Linked DNA regions of Mus musculus: region 1 is linked to region 2. The links are chromatin loops, found by intact Hi-C in ENCODE. Cell type or tissue: heart. All regions are shown on one strand. Each heading gives the region's core, and the rest is flanking DNA. Links, peaks and the distances in the headings are about the cores only.

Region 1 (11,112 bases), core at 3,069-8,068, 50 kb before region 2:
TGGCAGACAGAGACCCAACCTCCAGCTGTGAAAAACGAAGATGGACCCCTTACACATGCTCTGGTGCCTACACAAGAAAACACACACACACACACACACACACACACACACACACACACACACACCCCTTATCAAAATGGCCACAAAGGAAACGGAAGAGAGAGGCAGTGGGAGCTAAGTCCAGGCTTTTGTGGTAGCTGAATGTAGAAGAACGGTGCGGGCCTCCTGACAACACTGAGCATCTCAGTGTTTGCTTCACACGTTTTTCCTTTACCCTGCCACCTGATATATGGCCAGAGCAATTACAGGATTGCTTGTTGTTGACTGACCTATAAGGCCTATTTGCAGAGCACAGTAGTGGCTCTTTGTCCCCATTTCCAAGGGTATGTGCACCTTGGTGTGTACAGATCTACAAGGCCCTGGCCCGGTAGAGACCTCCACTCTGGGCATTTATTAAAGAGTCACAATACCTTCCCAGATTGCCTGAGTTATTACAAAAACCCAGCACCCCATGGTGTGAACTGTCTGACCTGTTCAGTCAGTCCCAACAGAAAATACATTCAAAGTGTTACATTTTCTTGTTTTAAAATTTTCCTATTTCCCATGACATTTTTTGTGAGCTCACTGTAAACATAGCTCTGTGTGTTTTCCCTTCCACCCTCTGAAAATGTGTGTTGTGTGAAATATTAAAAAAGCAATCCACGCTATGCTGGCAGGGCACTAGTGGGAAGACTGGCCTGTTCTCATCTCAGCAGACTCTCTAATCTGAAGCTCTGAAATCTCTCCACCTGGCTTACTAAATTCCCATGGTGGGTCATTGCCACGCCAGCCCATGATTCCAAATTCCCACGGCTTTTTGGGGTGCACTTCTTGCAAACCCATGCTTTGCCATGGTACCTTTCTCTCTGGAACCTTGCTGAGTCGCTGCATAAAGGAAAACACCAAACAATCTTGGTTTAGAATTACCGGGTAACTCAATCGCTGGAGTAACAACTAGCATCCTAATTTGTAAGCCATTCTATGTTAAATCCTCTGGCAAAGGATCCCAATGTATCCGCCACCTAAACCGTGTCCTCCTTCACCTACTTTTTTGCCCCATGAGCCAACCCACCAGCCAGGCTTCGGCTTTCCAACTCAGAAGTCCCGCCTACTCCTCGCCCAGTGATTGGTCCCCTGAAATCTTTATTCATTAGGGGAAGATTCTTCTGAAGTCACCTGCTTAGTGATTCCCTCCTCCTCCCAGGTAGTAACTCTTGGGAAAGCGCAATTAGCATTAAAATACAAACAGCACTAGGGGTTGCCCATAACAACTGTGGGAGTTTTTTGTTGTTTTGGTTTTTAAATCAAAAGATGGAGAGGCAGGCAGCTTCTCCAACCCACCCGGGTTCTCTGGAGTCCACTCCCAACGTGAAGGATAGCTGGGTGTTTTGAAGAGCTTGGACACAGATGGCCAATAGAGTTCCACACAGAACTCAGCCATGTTCCTGTGACTTTCTAGATGACTCCTGGTTTATCCTCCAGCCCCTGTGTTCACTCTTCTAATACTGGTCCAAGCTCCTGCCTCTCTCTCCACCACATGTATTCTCTAGCCAATAGCTTTCAATCACCTGAGCCACAGTATCCTTCCTCTATCCCTAGGCTTTCCAGCAGGTTTGACCCTCTAGAGGATGGATCTCTGTCAAAGTACTGGTCAGAGCCAAGACACCCAGAGATACTATGGACACGATGTTACCTTGAGAATCTTGGGAATTATAATTAGCCTCTCTATACAAGCAGCAACATAGACATTCTCACCAAGATTCTTAAACTCAGGGTAACATGTTTTCCCATCTACTGCGGTCACAAGCTTCTCCTTTAAGTGTGTTTTGAGTCATCTCCTGTTATTTCCTTCCTAAAAATCTTACCAGTATTTGACATCAACCCCAGCATCTCGCAACTTGAGTCCCAAACCAACTAAGATGATACTGTGACAGTGACCTTGCTAAATGGTTCTGAAATGTATTTAAATCATGAATCCAAACACCCTGTTCCTTCCTACTCAGCTTAGAGTGTTTCCTAGAATTCTTAGTCCTTCGTGTGAGCTTAATAATTTGGCCAAATGTCAAGTCAACATGTGGTCATTATCATTTCTTTATGGAGGGTTTTTTTTTTTTTTTTTGGCCAGAGATATGAAAAAGAATAAGAAAAGTAGCATGCAAAGAAATTATGAAGATAATATGACTGTGAGTGGAAGCTGATATAACTCTCATAACTAAAAAGATTCCAGGGTTCTTACTACTCCTCTGTTGGTAAATTATGCCTACCATTACCATCTACATCAATAGTGTGTGCATTCCAATGTTACTATAGGGACAATAGAAAGCAACCAAACCTATGTAAGCATATACGTGTGTGTGTGTGTGTGTGTGTGTGTGTGTGAGAGAGAGAGAGAGAGAGAGAGAGAGAGAGAGAGAGAGAGAGAGAGAGAGAGAGAGAGCTGAAGCTTGTATAATACTTAGAGTGACTCATGCTCTTGGTCTACATGGCAGTGGTCAGCCCTAGCCTTCAGGGATCAAAGGAAAGACAGCAAAGCAAGCCGTGTGGATGTTCACCCCTGGCCCCTTGTAGAAGTCCTTTGTTAGAGTAAAATTTAAAAACTTTAAAAATTTATAAGAGAACCAGATCCAACAGGAGGTCATCCCACCTCTCTTCAAAAATAAGATTTGAAATATACATTCACATGTATGTTTCTTAACAGCAAATTTCGCCCTAAGTATGTACAGAAATATGAACTATCTGCTCTAGAAAGATTCATAAACACCAAAAAAATCTGAGTGCTAACATTTTTCAGTGGGAGAAAAGTTGAAAGTAAGCACATTTTAAACATAGCTTAACTCACCTTTATTTTGTCCTTTTAAGTATCCACTTTTAATTTTATACTATAAAAGGTTATTCATATAGACACATATGTAATCCACAGACAGACATAAGTCAGCACAACTTGCTCAAACATTGTGGGCTTCACATCAAAATGTGGGAGAACATGGGTCGTGGTGACCCCAGCTGTGTGCCTCCCTTTGGGGTTATGCTGAAGGTCTCAGTTGAGGCTACTGGTATGCAGTAGCACTAACTGGGTGATTTTTGACAGCAAACACAGACTCATCATGCTTTTGGCCAGTGAGCCATTGAAGATCAAGATGCTGAGAGATTCTGGTAAGGAGCTGCCTCCCAGTCCACAGACAACTGGGCTCTCACTGTAAGCTGACTAGCTTTTTGGGATGCTCTTTTATAAGGACACACATCCCATTCACAAGGGATCCAATTTTGTTCAATTTAGTCCTTCAATCAACATACAAATTATTGGGTTCTGTTGGGGCCTTTTCACACTTAGCTTATATTGGTTGGTTTCCCACTCTGATCTTCCTTGCATCTCCCTGTTCTCTCTTGAACCTCTCCACCTTCAGTAGCTTCTTATCTCTGGGTCACATGTATCCTCTTACCCCCTTGCCCTACCTGAACACCACTTTTCCCTTCTCTTGGTACCCTCTCCAGTTCTGTGACTGATTTTCCCACGTATATACTGTCTTAATTAGGGTTTCACTGCTGTGAACAGACACCACAACCAAGGCAACTCTTAAAAGAACAACATTTAATTGGGGCTGGCTTACAGGTTCAGAGATTCAGTCCAGTATCATCAAGGTATGATGATACTGCCTGCATGGCAGCAACAAGACAGGCATGGTACCGTAGGAGCTGAGAGTTCTACATCTTCATCTGAAGCTCCTAGCAGAACACTGGCTTTCGGGCAGCTAGGATGAGGGTCTTAAGCCCATACTCATGCTGACACACCTACTCCAACAGGGCCACACCTTCTAATAGTGCCAAGTATCACTGTGGTGGTCTATAAAGTTCTCTGGCTATTTCTGCCAAAGCTAAGTCATATGGTAGCTCTAATTTTAAATTTTTGAGAAAGCTATATGCTATATGCTAGCTTCCATAGTGGCTATATTAGCTTACATTCTTAGCAGTCATGGATAAGCAATCTACTGTACCCTTATCCATGCCAGCATTATTCTTTGTTTTCTTGATGACAGCTATTCTGACTGGGGTTAGGTGGAATCTCACAATGGTTTTAATTTGTAATTTTCTGATGGATAATGATGTTTGTGCTGGCTATTGTTTTGTTAACTTGGCCCAAGTTAGGGTCATCTGGGAAGAGGGAAGCTTAATTGAGAAAATACCACCTCAGGCAAGTCCGTAAGGCATATTTTTGATTGGTGATTGATGTGAGAGGGCCCTGCCCACTGTGGGCGGTAGCACCCCCTAGGCAAGGTGATATGGGAAAGCAAGTGGAACACAATCAGGAGGAGCAAGCCAATAAGCATCGTTCCTCCATGACCTCTGCTTCAGTTTCTGCCTCCAGGTTCCTACTTTGAGTTCCTGCCCCAACTTCCTTCAGAAATGGACTGTTACTCAAGAGTCAAAAGACCAAAAAAGCCATTTCTTCTACAAATTTCTTTCAGTCATAATGTTTTATTGAAGGAATAGAAATCCTACTAAGATCATGTTGAACACTTTTTAAAATATTTATTAGCCCTTTGTATTTCTTCTTTTGAGAAATAACTGTTCCTTTAATTAACACACTTATTAACTGACAGCTTTGCTCCTTTGTCATGACATCTTCGCAGCCATTTCTGTATTCTCCATAGGAAGTCCTTGTCTCTGACATACAGCAGGTGAAGGTTTTCTCACAACCTGCGACCCATCCATTCACTCTGCTGGCTGTTCCCTCAACTCTGCAGAAACCCTCTAATTTCCAATGTTCCCACTTGTCTACCCATGGGCTTGCCCCCTGAGGTGCAAGTTCTGCTGAGAAAGTTCATGCCTATTCCTACATCTTGACAAGTTTCACTTGGCTCCATTTTCATGACCTAAGAGGAACTTCCTAGAAACACTGGCTTAAGGCTTAACATATGAGCTTAGGACAAAGCAAACCTTCAGGCCACAGTGCCTACGTCAAAATCTGGCTTTAACACCTCTTCTTTGAATAATGAATACCATCCAGTCAGTCTAAGCTCTTGTACATGAAGAACTCTTGATAAACTGGTTGTGGCCCTCATTCTTCCATTTTTCTTGGGCCTGGCAGTTAATTGATTGGCATCAGGCTAAACAGACAAAGGCAGAGCACATAGTGAGCACATGGTATAGAAATATGAAAAGATAGAAAGAATATCAGACCTGCCCCCCTAAAGTGTTGAAAAGAAGGATTTCAGGGGAATGTATGGACCTAGTCTTGCAGAGACCTTCAAAGATGGATGCAGCCCTCTGGAGGCAACTACAGATAATGCACGCTTCTCTCTTGCCTGCTTCTATTGGCTAACTGCAACAAGATGGAAATATCGATACGATTCACATGGGTAAGCCTCCCGTGATGCAGAATTATATGGAGAAAGATGGGCACTGGTCCCGTGAAAAACAATGGAAGACATTAAAGCCAATTTCTTTTTAAACTTTGAATCTGCTCATTGATATAGTCACTTTTTATTCACTAGTTTCTATTCAGTGCAATGTCAGGAACTAATGTGATTACTAAGGATATAAAAGGAACAAGATGGTTTTTGATCATGTCTTAAATGAGCTGCCAGGGAGCCAGGCAGGCAGTAAACACAGGCACAGTTAAAATAGCCTGGAGGCATTTCTTGTGACATGTGCCACACTAGGTAGCAGCAGAGTAACTGCTTTAGGAGAAATGACTGTGCATGGCCTTGGTGAGAAGGAAAAACCTACAGAGAGAAAGGAAGAATTAAAAAGGGTTGAAGAATGTTCAAAATGTTCCAGAAATAAGCAGTAAGTACAACCGCTCCTTGGTCCAATCATGTCTGCCTGATCCAGAACAAAATGGAGCCAATACAGCTGGGCTGTGAGGCAAGAGCCACATTTGGAACAGTGGATGGGGCTGCTCCATGTTAAAAAAAAAAAAAAAAAGAGCTCTGCCAGTGGGGATAAGGGGTCTGCGCAACAATGTGTACACCTTCAGAGTAGTCCTGCTGCCAGACAGCGCTGGCTCTGTGTGCTGTGTGTCTCCAGACCTTTGTACATGCAGTGCCATTAGAAACCCAGCCCTTCTTCAACCTGATAAACAGTGACTCGCCCTTCTTGACCCAGTTTGTGTATCATTTCCTGTGTGAGGCTTTCTGACATCTCCACAAGTTGCCTTAGTCACTTCCTCTTCTGTGCGCACTTACCACTATGCATCTCTTGGTATGGCCCCATTGTTGACTGATCCTCTCTTTCAAGGGGGTGGGGCGGCTGCTGTGAAGGCAAGGAACACTTTCCAGTTCTTTGTATCCCAGCTCTAACACACCAGTCATCCCTAAGCCCTTTAAGAGTTGAGGGCATACTGTGTTCATTTTTGCATCTTCGCCCTACTTTCCCTCCATCCCCAATACACCCAGGACAGGATAGACCATGTTAGTAACACCCCAAAATGCAAACAGGAGACTTTCCACTAACCCCAACCTTTACTGAGAAGCAAAGCTGACCCAGCAGTGGTGTCAAAGTTTGGAAACGGTCTAGAGTTCCCTGGCACGGAAAGAAAGGCAGTTGCTGGGATCCGTTCATGTAGCTTGCTTGCTATCTGGTGTTTTGCTGGAGTTCAGAGGGCGTTTTCATCCATCTCAGGCTGATAGCAGCTGCTATTTAGTAAATACTTACTGTATACCAGGCTATTGCAGTGGCTGCACGTTAGCATCCATCTCATCTTCAGAAGAATTCGAAACTGCTTTCATATTTACCCACTAAGCAGATGAGGGATGGGGTTGTGTGAGCATTGGTAACTCAGTGTAGGTCACACAGCCCACAGGAAGCGGGGCTGGAAGTCACACTCAGGAAGCTCAGCGCCAGAGATTAGTCTCTTTACTTCTAACATACTGCCTTTGAAGATTAAAATGCGATAGTTCAGTGTTTAAGGACGAAACCAGTAACAGCAGAGGCTTATCTTCTTCCTCCTTTTCCCAAATAGTCCCAGCACCTGTCCAAGAGCGGTGGTTGTTTACTACTGAAGAGATCAGTGGTCATTCATCAGCAGTGAGTGACTTAGCTCAGAGCTCATCCAACCCTAGCCAGGACATTTTTGAGGTACTGAGCAATATTGGTTACTTCATGGTTATCACTAAATGCCAGGCACCAGCAACTTAAAGAAGATGGGATTCATGTGGGCTCAATGTGTGAGGATTCAGTTCACCACAGAGGGCATGGCAAAGGTCAGAGAAGCTTGACACTATAGCAGGAAGAATATGGATGCTTTTTCCTGTCTCTGTGGACCAGGGAATAGACCCAGGACCAGAAGCAAGATAGAGTTGTAATCTTTAGCCCTGCCTCCTAGAGGTCCACTTCTTCCAGATAGGCTCCTCTTCCTGAAGGCTTTACAAAGTCCTCCCCAAAAAAGGTCACCAGTTGGGAACCAAGTTCAGACACATGACCCTGAGGGTAGGAGAGGCCTATTTTATTTCCTAACCATAATATGAGCCAAGTTGTATCTTACCCCAAGGAAAAAGTAAATAATGGAGCCATTGATATGAGTATAGCTAACACCTCTGGTCATAATGGACTTCCATAACAAGTATAGTCACCTTTACTCTCTTAACCATAAAGCTGTCTCTCTGGTCCCTTCTTTCCTAGTCACAAAGAAAGACAATTAGGTCACAGTGTTCTATTGCAGCAATAGTAATTCTAATTAATGCAGCAGCTGACAAGGAAGCCTTCCTTTAAAATTTCAAATCTCCCCTGTAAACTGAGTGTATGGTGAAGCAGACCTGCAAGCCCAGCACTTGGAAGTTGGAGGCAGGAGGGTTAGGGATTCAATGGCATCCTTGGCTATCTAATAAGGTTGAAGCCTGTGTAAAAGTGACAAAGTCCGGCCTGCAAATGAGGTCAAGATCTCAACTCTAATGGAGCCTTTATGGTCCTCTATTATCTATTCTTCCACATTATTAGAAACTATGGCCTCTCTCTCTCTCTCTCTCTCTCTCTCTCTCTCTCTCTCTCTCTCTCTCTCTCTCCCTCTCTGTCATTGTCTCATATGTTTCTGTTTCTGTCTCTGTCTCTGTCTCTCTATCTCTCTGTCTCTGCCTCTCTCTCTCTAACTCTCTCTCTCCCTCTCTGTCATTGTCTCATCTGTTTCTGTTTCTGTCTCTGTCTCTCTATCTCTCTGTCTCTGTCTCTCTCTCTGTCTCTGTCTCTCTCTCTCTCTCTCTCTCTCTCTGACACACACACACCTGTCTCTCTCTCTCTCTCTCTCTCTCTCTCTCTGACACACACACACACACACACACACACACACACACACACACACACAAGGTGTTTTCTCTATAGGACACTCATATTCCTTTAAACCAATCAACCCCAAAGGGAATGGGAGGAGCAATGGACCTTGAGTAAGAATACGGAGCTCACTCCTCAAAGAGTCTATTCACTGTAGACCCAGCCCATTACTACCCTGGACATCAGCTTCCTCATCTATAAGAAAAATAAATAGGTAAGAAATTCTCTAAAACTCTGTGCAGCTCATTTATATACAACTAGCCCTTCTTCAACTCAGGTGATATATGTCCTTGTGCATTATGAGTATCTACTTAGCCACATGAGCTCTAAAATATCACAAAATGGGGTGAGAGGATTCATCATTTATCAAAGGCTGAGTATGATCCTGTTCTAAGAAAGAGAAGCAGAGTTCAAAATAACTAGAGGCCTGTCAAGCAGGTGGCATGGCTCTCTCCTGTCCCATGGCCAGGGAAGACAATAAAAGATGATAAGACAGATTTTCCACATATTGATGGTGGCCAAGAGCCCTTGTTCATGGAGTACATTGTGAGTAGCAACCACTGTGGGCCTGGCAAAGAAGATTCAGACGATGTTTGCTCTGTGCTGTCCTTGGTATGTGAGGTCAGATGTGGTATCTTTAAACTGCTACAGAGAATTGCAATGGTGTGGTAGTCTACTAACTGGAGAACTGATAGTGTGGGAGGTGGGAATGATAAGAGGCCAGAAAGCCAAGAGGCAGGACAGGCATTCCTTTGCCAGGGTTAGATTAGAGGAAAAGTCACAATACAATAAGCTGGGCCTGTAAACCCAGCCCCAAGAGGCTGTAGCCTCAGCTGCATAATAAGGTCGAGGCTAGCTTGAGCTGCATAGCAAGATCGTGTCCCCCAAACCTAAAACAAATCAATCAATCAATCAATCAATCAGGAAAGGGTAGATATGATCAGTAGTTATCAAATTGAGTTTTCAAACACAGGTGTCTTATGAAAAACAGAATTAGAAGGTAAAAAGCAACAGCCATCTCTGTTTTAAAATAGCTTATATTAGAATTTAACAACACACCTATCTCAAAGGAGGTATGCTAGTCTAAAGAATAAGGAATGGGAAAAATAGTTTAGATGACTTCAAATATCTCCTATCTGATATTGGGGAAATATCTCAGGGAAAAGGATTTTTCCAAACAAGTCTGAGTTCAAATCCTCAGAGTGCACATAGAGCTGGGTGCAATGGCACACATCTATGATGCGAGTGCTCCTGTGGCGTGATGGGCGGTAGAGACAAGAAGATTGCTAGAAATTGCCTGACTGGCCAGCCTGGTGCACCCAGCAGCCAAGAACAAGGAGGGCTTGTCTCAGGCATGGAAGGTGAGGACTGACACATAAGTTTTGTCTTCTGTTCCCATACATGTCCCACCCACATGCACCCACATGGATGCATTCTCTTGTCTGTCTGCCTGCCTGTCTGTCTGTGTGTCTCTCTCTGTCTCTGTCTATTTTTCTCTCTCTCTCACACACACACACTCCTCCTAGTTCTGAATGCACAAAAATATTAACAAATAAGCAGGCATAAACATTTTGCTTTCTCAAGTTATTATGCAAACAGCCAGAAAATGTTGTAGAGCAAATTCAAAATAACTCACCACTACTTGACCCATTTTTCCTCTGATCCAGCAGTACATGTTGAAGCTCTTGAGCAAAATTATCTAAATTATAAGAAATCAGCAGTGGTCTCTCTGTGCTAGGAAATAAGGGTGACTTTCAGCAGAAAATCGACATGACTTCTTACACCCATTTCCTCCCATCATCGACCCCTCTGCTTCACCATGATAGTAATTGCCCTTGTCAGTCCTCATAGGCCTTGACATAGTCTGTGGTTCATCACTAATATTAGACAGAAACCTTCTCATCTTACCATCTGTATTCGGCTTGGTGGCAGCCCTACCCTCCATGCTCAGCAAAAGTGCTGCCACTCTCCAGAAAATCCAGCCTTGTTTGTGACTTTTGTTCTTAGTTACCCAAATCTTCTGAAGCAAAAGTTCCTAGAGATGGCTGGAAATATTAGAGTCTAATTCACTGAAATGAAAACAGAAGCAATTGGTCTTTGCACATGAAATAAGAGAGAAGCTGAGAATGCTCTACCATGCTACCAAATACATCCATATGATCTGGCATCATGACGATTGTCTCAGCCAGACATGTAGAATACATCCAGTCTTATTGGGGCTCTTTCTCTTCCTAATAGATCCAAGAACAACGCCCCATTGATAGCTCAGAAGGCTTTCTGAGTCAGGTTTGGCTTAAGTACCACAGTTAAGAAACTCTGTACTTCAGCTCTCGGACTCGGTTCCAGGTTCACACCACACGCACAATCCCTTCAGAGCTTGGTGCCTGTCCATTTTACAAAATTTGAAATGATATGCCCAATGCCACACAGGCTAAAGCATTTGCCCAATTTGCTTCCTATGCCTGGAAGAGGAAATGTCAGCAAGCACTTACTGACTTATAAGGGTTTTCTCTGGCACTAAGGGCGATCTGAAAGTCAATACCACCCATATTTCTACCAAATCCAGAAGCAGTCTCTGAACAGCTCTCCAAGATCCTGCAAAAAGTTCGTCAGAGTTGTCAGCTAACACCAAGCTCATCCCTACCCTCACTGTACCCTTGGTGTTCATGAGTCTAGTTTGTTGTGGTGGTTTGAATATGCTTGGTCCAGGGGGTGGCACTATTAGGAGGTATGGCCTTGTTGGAGTAGATGTGGTCTTGTTGGAGGAAGTGTGTCACTGTAAAGGTGGTGGCGGGATGTGATGAGCAGCTC
Region 2 (11,112 bases), core at 2,087-7,086:
TATGTCTCCTCAAACCACCAGCTGAATGTCACCCCCGCACTGGCCTCTTTCTTGATGCTATCTAGCCTGCTTCCAAACTATCTCAGGATGCAATGAACTAAGGAAATGTAGTGTTTCCATCTCAGGATATAAAGAGTTAACACCCAAATTAGAAAAGGAAGCCAGATAATGCAATAATAAGAGAAAGCAAGAATGTGATTTAAAATCGGAATTAAATAGACAATTCTCCAAAGTGGCCTTAGGAGGATGAACTGTCCTGGGTACCAGCAATCAATGGCAGTGCCTGCGCTTGTTAGAAGGCTATTACTGAAATGACAGAAGGTAGCGTTGTTAGGGATGAAAAGAAAAGAGAGCCCTGTAGGCTGTAAGTGAGGGTGTAAATTACTATAGACATTCCAGATAACAATAAGAAGGGTCCTTAAGAAATTATATATAGAGCTACCAGATGACCCAGTCATTCCTCGACAGGCTGCAAATGCAAAGGAAATGAGGCCAGCATGTTAAAGTTTGTCCACATTTCCATTTCATCGTAGTATCATTCATGATGGCCAAGAGATGAAACTAATCTGAGTATCCATGAACTAATGAATAGACAAAGAAATCAATATAGGAATGTACACAATGGAATCATATTCAACCTTAACAACAAATGGAACCTGTCATTGAAAATGAACTGGAGGACCTGGAGGATGTCATGTTAAATGAAACAAGCCAGGACCAAAGACAAAGTACATACGTGAGGGTAAAAATGTAACACTCACCGAATCTGACAGAGAGTGGTATTTTCCAGGGGACAGGGTGGTAGGATCGGGGAGATGGTGATCAGAAGACCCAGTCTACTTTGACAAGAAGAGTCATTTGACAAGAGCTATTGATCATCATGGTGGTTACAGTTAACAACAAAATATTATAAGCTTGAAAACTGTCAAGAATGTACTTTTAAGTGTTTACATCACACAAAAATATAAATATGTGATACAACATGTATGTTAAGTGCTGATTCAGGCATCCCACGGTATATATGTGCACGCACCAAAACATCCTTCTATGTACCATAACATCAATCAATTCAAATTCCCATCTTTTAGAGTTATTTGGTGGATTGAATGAGTCACAGAACACACCTGGTGTAGTGCCTGCCAGACAGAAGCCAGCCACTTGCACCAAACCTATTGTAACTCAAGAGAAAGAGTTGTTTGAGTTCTAGGATGCTTTCCCAAATTCACGTGGCCAACGATGAAGGTGTAAACTTTTAAACCTCAGTTTCCCTATTTAAAAGAAAGAACACAGCAAAAGAAAGAATGAAGAAAATATATGTGGCAGTATGTAAATTACTTGCGGTGTTTTATTTAGGGATGCTGGCCATGTAACTAATGTTATTATGGCTACACTGTTCCAAACATCACTGACTATTGTCACATCCTCATGAAGACAGACCCCATTTTTTCCATATGTGCTCCTGTACACACACACACACCCCAAAAGGTGATAATCATTAGGAAATGAAATGCTATGTGTTATTTGGGGGTTTTTGTTGTTGTTGTTGATTTGTTGTTGTTTGTTTGTTTGTTGTTTTGGTGGTGGTGGTGGTTTTTGAGGGGATCTCAGTTAATGCTTCTCCCTGTAATTTGCATCGACAAGAAACAGCCACAGTCAAATATTTGCACAGTCAGAGGCAAATACTTGAAGGACTCCAACATTGGCTTCTCTACAGACAAAATAGGAGATAACATTAAAAATACAGATAAGACCATAAAATAAAAATAAAAAACAGAAAAGCATCCGGATCAGCCTGGTTGGGTTCCTGGAAGCATGCTCAGAGTTTTCCCATGGTCCCATGAGGCTCTGTTTTGGGGTTAGCGGAAGAAGTGTCAGGTTTAAGAATCATCATCCCAAGCTGTGTTGAGCACAAACCACTAGCAGCTACTTCCTCAGCATCCCAGACTCAGCAGGTGGCAGGGGTGGGGAACTGAGAGCTGCCTTTCAAAAAGGTCCCGATGTGACCCAGTCTGCTGTCTAGACAGCACAGGGATTTCCGTAACCATTCTCAGCTCTGTGAGAGAAGGCTGGGAAGACAGCAATAGGTTACTTCATTTTAAACCTGAGTATTACTCCAAACAGGAAGAAACAGGAAACCAAGGGGTCAAAATTGTTGTCAAGAAATGCCACCATTTGATGAAACATCTTTTCAGGAGCCCATCAAGACTAGAGAGTCTGTGACCTCAGTGTCCTACTAATGCCTCATTCATACTGTCTATAGATGGCCTGTTGGCCACCAAGTATGCTATATAAATATAAAGGAAGTCACCTTCATCTCTAAGGGGGTCCAAGCATAGAGCTAGAGCCCTGAAAAGACCTGAGCCTTATTTTGGGGAAGCTCCAAGCCAGATCAGCTCTCTCTTCTGTCTCTTCATTGTTCTTTGAGCAGTATCGAACATGATCAGGACTCTTATTATTATAACGGGGCACATTTATTAAGTGTTTATTAAGGGCCTGCCATATGCTAGATTTCTACACAATCTTCCAACAACCTGTAAAACAGGAGCTACTGTATTCATGCCCATTTTTCAGATGAAAGAACTTGGGTTGAGGAACAGGCTTTGTGAGATGGGTCCAAACTCTTGACATTGCAACATGACTTTCTCATCTAGAAAGTTCATCCTTGAGAACTACATAACTATGTTATTTTTGAGAAAATTCTCATGTTTTAAGTAAATGCATAATTTTGTGCTGGGCCACATTAAGTTATCCTGGGATGCATGTGGCACATGGGTGAGTTAGAGATAGCTGCAGGGCCGAAGTCATAAAGCCAGAAACTAGCTGACTGGATTTCAAACAAAAGCATGAAGGCTCCTCATGCCAGCCTATGTGCAGACAACTCAGGCATCTGGGTAGAGTGATTCCCCAAATCTTTAAAATGAAACTGGCCCTGAAGACTCTTCCTAAGACAAGCAGTCATGAGTGTGAATCTTGCCACTTATCTTGAAAAGCATGATTCTCTCTGGTTGCTATCTACTTCAAAAAGACTTAAAAATATACAAATAAAAATATTTTTATTTATTAATTTGTTTATTTATTTATTTATTTATTTTTCCCATTTTTTATTAGGTATTTAGCTCATTTACATTTCCAATGCTATACCAAAAGTCCCCCATACCCACCCACCCCCTACCCACCCACTCCCCCTTTTTGGCCCTGGCGTTCCCCTGTACTGGGGCATATAAAGTTTGCCTGTCCAATGGGCCTCTCTTTCCAGTGATGGCCGACTAGGCCATCTTTTGATACATATGCAGCTAGAGTCAAGAGCTCCGGGGTACTGGTTAGTTGATAATGTTGTTCCTCCTATAGGGTTGCAGACCCCTTTAGCTCCTTGGCTACTTTCTCTAGCTCCTCCATTGGGAGCCCTGTGATCCATCCATTAGCTGACTGTGAGCATCCACTTCTGTGTTTGCTAGGCCCCGGCATAGTCTCACAAGAGACAGCTACATCTGGGTAAAAATATTTTTGTTCCATCAACCTTATGCATATTTTTTTTACATTCCTAGACTGGCAAGATTTCTCTTTGTCTATAGATCTGCCCTCTTGGAAAGTCTTCCTCCCTCCTGTGACATGGAAGGATCTTGGTCTTTTTTTTTTTCTTAGTTGGAAGCAAAGAAAGCAAAGTACTGAAGAAACAGCTTGCATCACCAAACACCTAAAGATACATCATGAATTTATACCTTTAATATATCTTACAGCCTGCAAGACAGAAACTGGGTAAGCCTTCCCATGCATAAGGAAGTGTGTCTGGGGATATTGGGTACTGCACTTAATGTCATGTATGCAGAGAGTTGATCCTTTTCCTTTCTCCCTAATTTGTCTGTCTTTCCCTCCTTTTGTTCTCTCAGAAAGCCCACCACTTCAGAAAGTCTAAAGAGATAGGGGCTTATGAGAGTCAGATAAAAAATATTTTGAAAGGGATAGTCATGCATTTCCTGGCTTTGGAGAGGTCTTGGTGGTGTGCTCTTAGATGTTGTGATATTAGTTAGGATCAACACCCTGCCATTGGGCATGGGGTCTCTGGAATCTTCACTCCTGGGTGTAGCTGGAGGAGAATGCGTTCTGTGTGTCTGTAACCAGAAAGGGTAGAATGCTAAAGCCGGTCTAATTAAGGCCAGTCTGCCTGTCCATGACTGTCTGTCAGACTTGAGTCTGGCCTGCCTAGTGCAGTGGAAACAAGTGGGTTTTTTTTTTTTTCCTCCTTTTTCCTCATGTTTTAACTGTGTGAGGTTACAGTGCCACCATGTGGATCCTCCGGTGTGAACCTGGATAATGAAGCTGGGGCTACAAAAGTGGTCACAGGCAACCTAAAAGACTTGGGAACAGGGACAGAAAGAGAAACCCGGTTTTTGAAAAGACACCGTGGTTCGTCAGGAAAAACAGAAGTCACGTCGGTCGGTCAAAAGATAATTTACATTCGTGAGCACCGCTTGGAGCCAAACAGACGCTAGTTGAAACTTACCAAACTGTCTTTACAGCCTCAGTTGCCTTGTCTGTGTAACGGGCACTGTAGTAGCTCCTCTAGGCTGCCGTTAGAATCAAAAGGCAGTGCACACAAAGTGCTCTCTGCCTGCCATGTCTGGTTGTTATGACTGAGCTAAGAAAGGAACTTCACAGCCTTATGCTGAACCGCAGTCCCGTGCTAGGACTCTCGACATTTTGCCCATGGTTTTACCTTGATTTAAGCCTTAACCATTTCACCTTCCCCTGCCTTTGACATGTGAGCTTTGCAGCAGTCAAATTTCAAATCATGTATTTCAAATCATGTTTCCATCATCTTGTAGCTTTGTAGCCTTGGGATATTTAAACCTTCTGAGCTGGGAAGCTGTGTGGTGATGCTGGCCCTTTGTTCCAGCATCCAGGGTATGGAAGCAAGAGGCTACCCTCTTGTTCAAGGATATTCTCTGCTAGATAGTTAGTTAGACTCCAGTATGGACTCACAAGACCCTGCCTGGGGAAAATAAAAATAGGGAACAACAAAATCCTGAGTCCTGGTTTCCTTGTCTGTAAAATGGGGTTAAGAACCTGTTACAGAGGGAACTAGAGCTCGGGCACTCGAAGCTTCGGATGCAGTAACTTCAATGGTCATCAGTCTGCGCCCATCACTGTTACGGTCATGACTACACTACAGGACAGCACAGCCTCACCTTGACCTCCAAGTAACAAAACCTTTAAGTTCACCTTAACATCAAAGAGCGATTGAGGAACTAGACAGGAAGCAACTTCTGTGGTCTATTTACCTACACACCTCAATGTTGAGGTTCTGTGGTTTTTATAAGGTTATCTTCTCAAGGCTAAAAGTGCAGCTATGAACAGTTTACACCTCAGTGTTTTCAGTATTAAAGTGTATTTCATAGTCAAGGTTAATAGTGCCATGTGTTAGTAGCACACACCTTTAATCCCAGTACTCAGGAGGCAGAGGCAGATGGATCTCTGAGTTTGAGACCAGCCTGGTCTACATATAGAGTTCCAGGACAGCCAGGGCTACCTAGACAAACCCTGTCTTGAAAAGCAAACAAACAGAAAACAGAACAAAACAGTTACTACTCTGATGTCTTTAATTTATTTTACATGTCTTCATCTTCTGAGGCCCCAAATCCAGTCCTTTCAAATCAAGCAAAATCTTAGAACTAATGAACAGATTTAGACTTGATGAAGACAAAAACTCAATCGTATCCATCACCGCAAACTCTGAAAGTCTAGATTTGCCGTGACACCTGAGTGGTCCTAGCCAGGATAACACAAACGCAAAACCACGGTGATCTTAGCTCTAAGCTTTAACACCTCCAGCTATTCGGGGGGGGGGGGTCCCCAAAATGTTTCATAAGCCTCCTCCACTTCTGATCCCCACCACTATGCTTAAGCCACAGTCTCATAACTACCTCCTTGGACTGACAGCAACCTGCTGCACTTTCCCCACCAGGCTATAGGCAGCCCTGCAACCAGAGGGGCCCCAGGCATCTCCCACACCTGCCCCCTTCCCTGCCTCACTCCTTAAATATCCCCAACCTCAGTAAATATCCTCATTGCTGCTTCCATTAAAATATAAAAAGCACAGATCTCCTGAGAGCATTTAGAGCACTGGAGTCCTGGCTAGGTCTAGAAACTATAATCTATAATAATAAATATGCATATATATGTATAATATAGATATTTATTATATACGATATGTTTTTTTAAGTTTTATTTATTTTTTGTATGTGAGTGCATTGTATCTGTCTTCAGACACACCAGAAGAGGGCATCAGATCCCACTACAGATGGTTGTGAGCCACCATGTGATGCTGGGAATTGAACTCAGGACCTCTGGAAGAGTAGTCAGTGCTCTTAACCACTGAGCCATCTCTCCAGCCCCTTATTTTTTATTTTATATGTCTTTATATGTAATATATATCTTTATTATACATGTATAAGATTTATATCTTTATATATAATATATTTATATGTGTTTAAAGATAATCTTATACATGTATCTTAAAGAAACGTAAATACACTGTATTCTTTATATATCTTTATATTATCCATTGTAATGTATAGTTATAATATCTATAATTACATAATATATAATTATACATAATATATTACATACATAAATATAAACAATATAACTATATAATAATATATAGTATATAATACATTATACAACTATATTATTTATGTTTTTATATGTTCATAAGGTATATAAATATATATTCTTTATTTTAACTTTATACAATATATATTAAAGAAAAATCATCTCTTTATTCTAAAAATATATTTCTTAGGATTTCCTTAAGTAGCTGATTTTTAATACGCTTAGGAGAGAAATGGAGTCCACAGGTTACAGTATCTACAGCCAACCTGTCACCCAGTATGGCTATAATACTAAAAGCACTCATCCAATCCAACCCATGTCATCCAGACAGATGGGCAAAAATATATGGAACCTATGGACAAGCTACTGATGTCAGCTGTACTCAGGGTCAGACCACTGTCACCTATGTGCAGACTATGGACAGCCCCCCACAGCTGATACTGTTCAACAGAACACAGGCATACAGCCAGCCTGCCCAAGTTTGATACTGGTGTTTATGACACCACAGCTGTTCCAGTCACCACAACCCAGGCTTCTAGGCAGCTGTGTTTCGTACACCACCCAGCCTGCATACCTAGCCTATGGACAGCAGACAACAGCCACTATACATGCAAGACCACAGGATGATAACAAGGCCACTGAGACTAGTCAACTCCAACTTTGCACTGAGAGAGATATGCACGGGGAGAGCTAGCACAGCACAGCCTGAGATATGAGCAGAGTGACTACAGTTATCCCCAGGTACCTGAGAGCTACCCCATGCAGCCACTCACACACAGCGCCTCCATCCTATCCTCCTGCCATCTACTTCTCTTCACAGCCGATGGCAGCCGGCAAATTATGATCAGAGCAGATACTCTCAGCAGAACACCCACGAGCAACCCAGGAGCTGTGGATTGTAGAGTAGCAGCCTCTCACTAATTCACCCTCCTCAGATTGGACCATAAGGCCTGGCTTCAAGTCAATACGGTGAACAGAACAGCGGCTGAACACAGCAGACAAGACAAGACAACCCCAGCAGCATGGGTCTTTATGGGCAGGAGTCTGGAGGATTTTTCCAGATTGAGAAAGAATTTGGAGCACGAGTAGTGCTGATAACTAGGGCAGGGAAGGAGAGAGATTGTGTCATGGAAGCATCACTACCGTTGGCCAGGAGGAGAACACAGTGGAATGAGCGCTAGAAATCTAAAGTGGCTTCAATAGGACTGTTGGGTGAAGGACCAGATCATATTCTAGGTGTTCTTGTAGATGTATCCAAATGAAGACTCTGACAACCGTCAAACATGTGTGCAAGGATTAAATGACAATGCTACTGGATGATAGGGCAGACTGTGCGGTTGTCAAGATGAACAGAAGAACTTGGCAACCCATGTTTCATAACCACCTGGATAAGGAGACAAGAAAGCCTCCACCATGTCCTGGGAAGATCCACCAACTGCCAAGCCTGCCTGGCACTGAGTGCCTTGATGGGAAAGATGTTTCAAGGAAGCAAACGTAAAGTTTCTTTTGCTCTTCCCCTCCCAAGGCCTCCAATGAGTAGCAGCAAAGAGATGCCACCACCACTCTGTGCAGGTCCTGGTTGGAGACCAGCAATATCCCAATCCAGGCTATAGAAACCAAAACTTCACCTGGAGCACAGAATGCAACCAGTGTTTGCCCCTGAGCTCAAGAGCTTCTTCCTACCGCCTGTCCCACCTCCAGGTAGTGAGAGTGGCCAAAGCATCCCTGGGAGCTGTCAGGGAGAAAGAGATGGACTTATGGACCAAAGTAGTCCTGGAAAGATGTTCAGAGGTGGCTAAAGTGGAGGCAGAGGTGGCTTCAAAGTGCCCATTGTATGAACCAAGGTAGCTCTGGCGAAGGAAGATGAGGTGCTCTTTGAGCCCCTCTTGGACCTTTGATAAGACAGAAGCAGGGAGGAGGCAGATGTAGAGGACCTGGGAAAATGAGTAGAGTCAACCACTATCAGGAAAACAGGCCAGCCCTATACTAGGTAGACCTGCAGAGCTGCATTGGCAAGCAAGTTTATTTTTAATCAGAAAATGATTTAAATGTATAATTTCATATTAATAATGATGGTCACGTTATGGATATTTCTTGTCTGTGCTTCAGCATTTTCACCACTTAGATAGAAACATTAAAACAAATGAAATGGTGACATGCTGATGGGTGTGGAGAACCAAGAGGGCCTCTAAATGGAACAAGGTTCATGGTTGTAATTTCGTAAATAAAATTCCAGATGTTTATGAAAAATATCATTTAATAAAAGACCCACAATCATTTCAAACTCATTTATGTATGTGTATAATATATATGCAATTTAGTTTTACTTTATATTATGGAATATAGCTTTCCATTGAATGCATTAAATATAATGAAATTATATTCCATAAATAAATTTATGTGCTATAGTCCTTAATGCATTTAACTATTACAATGAAGCTCTGAAGGAAATCCTCATTTTACTTTCTTTTGCAGGCAAGAAAATTCAGGCACTGTATGGTAGACAGTTGACAAAACTTATGGAGCAGAGCACTGTTGCTCGCTGGCTCTGGCTTGACTCTGCGTGGTATCCTGTGGGTTCTTTTATGCCTTTGTCATCTGGGCCAAAGTGCACCTCAGAGGATCTATGAACATGAATGTGCTTTGACTGATAGTGCCACTGTGTCACAGCCTCCTCACAACCACCACACTCCATCATACCGTCCTCATTGAACCTCATCACACTGTCCCCACTGCACTCATCACATTGTCCCCACTGTACCCATCACACTGTCCCCACTGCACCCATCACAATGTCCCCACTGCACCCATCACACTGTCCCCACTGCACCCATCACACTGTCCCCACTGCACCCATCACACTGTCCCCACTGCACCCATCACATTGTCCACACTGCACCCATCACACTGTCCCCACTGCACCCATCACACTGTCCCCACTGCACCCATCACACTGTCCCCACTGCACCCATCACATTGTCCCCCCACTGCACCCATCACACTGTCCCCACTGCACCCATCACACTGTCCCCCACTGCACCCATCACACTTTCCCCACTGCACCCATAATATTGTCCCCATTATACCATATCACTCCTCACAACACACAAACACAATTACACAAGCAACAATCATGTCCAATTTCAAAGCAGGAGTCAATTTTCCTTTTGAGCCAAGCATGGTGTTATCTATAATTCCAGTCCTTGAGGAGTCAAGACAGGAGGATCAGAAGTTCAAGGCCTACTTAGGGTCCATAATGACACCTTCTCTTACAAAAGCAAAAGTAATAACAAGCGTAAGTAAATAAGTAAATAATTAAAAATAATAAATTAACTTTTGCTTTTGAGAAAAAAATTTCAAAAATCAAAACTTCCCTTCTTTATTTTCAAGGTTTATCACCGCCAGAGGAGTGCAGTGGATGGGCTGCTGTTTGTTTCAGTGAAGAAGTGGCCTTTGGAGCAACTCCCAAGAGGAGAGGTAATGTTGGGTCATCCAACAGTTATAAGATAATTCCTTTCCCTTGTGACACGAGATAAAGCTGAAACTCTTTTGTCTATAGTTACTCCATATCCCTGAAACAGATGACAAGCCCTGAGCCTCATACACTCAAGAGAGGTAGACTCAGCATGCACAAACATCAAAGCACTGCTGGGGCACCTGAATCGGCAACACCACAGCTGACTGCTGAAATTGCTCGACCTTGGACCAAATAAGGAGCTGCACTTTCAAAGTCCCCGAGCTGGGACCCTGCTCTGGTCGCTAATGAATGGGGACTTGTTGTATAATCGCAAACAAGCTCATTCATTATTGTCAGAAAAAAAAAAAAAAAGAAGAAAGAAAGAACGTAAGTCCTTATGCCAACTTAAAAAAAAATCCTTCTGGCCAATTTGTCTACATAAAAACCAGCCAGTCATCACCAGCCACTCCACCTCTTGCCAGCACCTTCTTGGGTCCACCCCTTGGCACCACACACAACGTGATCCTTGTATTTGCCATTACGAAAGGTAACTTCAGTGCAGAGGAATAACTCATAAAGGTGAAGAAATGACTAACCATTCCACTCCACCCTAGCAGGCTGTTTCCCCACAGAGCACAGCTGACAGGTCAGCCAACAAACACCTTTTTCCAACTCTACCAGAGAAAAACAAAGTGAACTTGGGCCACAGAAGGCCTTTGAGAATGCCCTAGCAGCCAAACTGAGCTGCAGCCTCTGCCATAGCTCCATGAGCTGATGGCTTGTTCTCTGGTCTCCCCTCCCTGTGCCCCACTCCTGAGGTGCATTTCAGTGATAATTGCCCAAACACCTGGGAGCAGGCAAAGCTTAAGGCCCAGATGGAGGCTATCAGATTGTCATTAGTTGTCCTTCCCCAAACTAAGTAGGGTCTGACACCAACCCATGGAACTTGCAGACAAGCCATTCAAAGACCATTTACCAGGAATGATCACAGCAGAGCTATGACAGCCTCAGCTATTTCTTCAGGGCAAAATAAAATCCGCAGA

The links. A loop is a pair of places that touch in the nucleus more often than their neighbours do. Peaks named below come from ENCODE experiments on the same cell type or tissue, not always from the same donor. Only the 100,000 strongest peaks of a DNase experiment are listed, where the experiment ranks them.
Region 1: a loop joins it to region 2, with 2.0 times the contacts of the local background. A loop is called at or near these places in 2 of 42 quality-filtered maps.

The regions. Positions count from the first base shown.
Region 1 is chr10:96,176,644-96,187,755 of GRCm38, reverse strand. Gm40746 (a long non-coding RNA gene) reads right to left here and starts at 6,834. Exons shown (of 3, transcript XR_871973.2): 1 at 6,694-6,834; 2 at 6,225-6,291; 3 at 5,061-5,144. In heart, for the core only: a CTCF peak has its summit at 5,295 (motif pointing left); DNase peaks (open chromatin) are centred at 6,045, 6,165 and 6,555; H3K27ac peaks cover 209 bases.
Region 2 is chr10:96,125,475-96,136,586 of GRCm38, reverse strand. It overlaps the pseudogene Gm48425 and the pseudogene Gm5426. Among named protein-coding and RNA genes, the nearest start is that of Gm40746, 50 kb to the left of the region's middle. In heart, for the core only: a CTCF peak has its summit at 4,283 (motif pointing left); no DNase peak of the experiment used is centred there.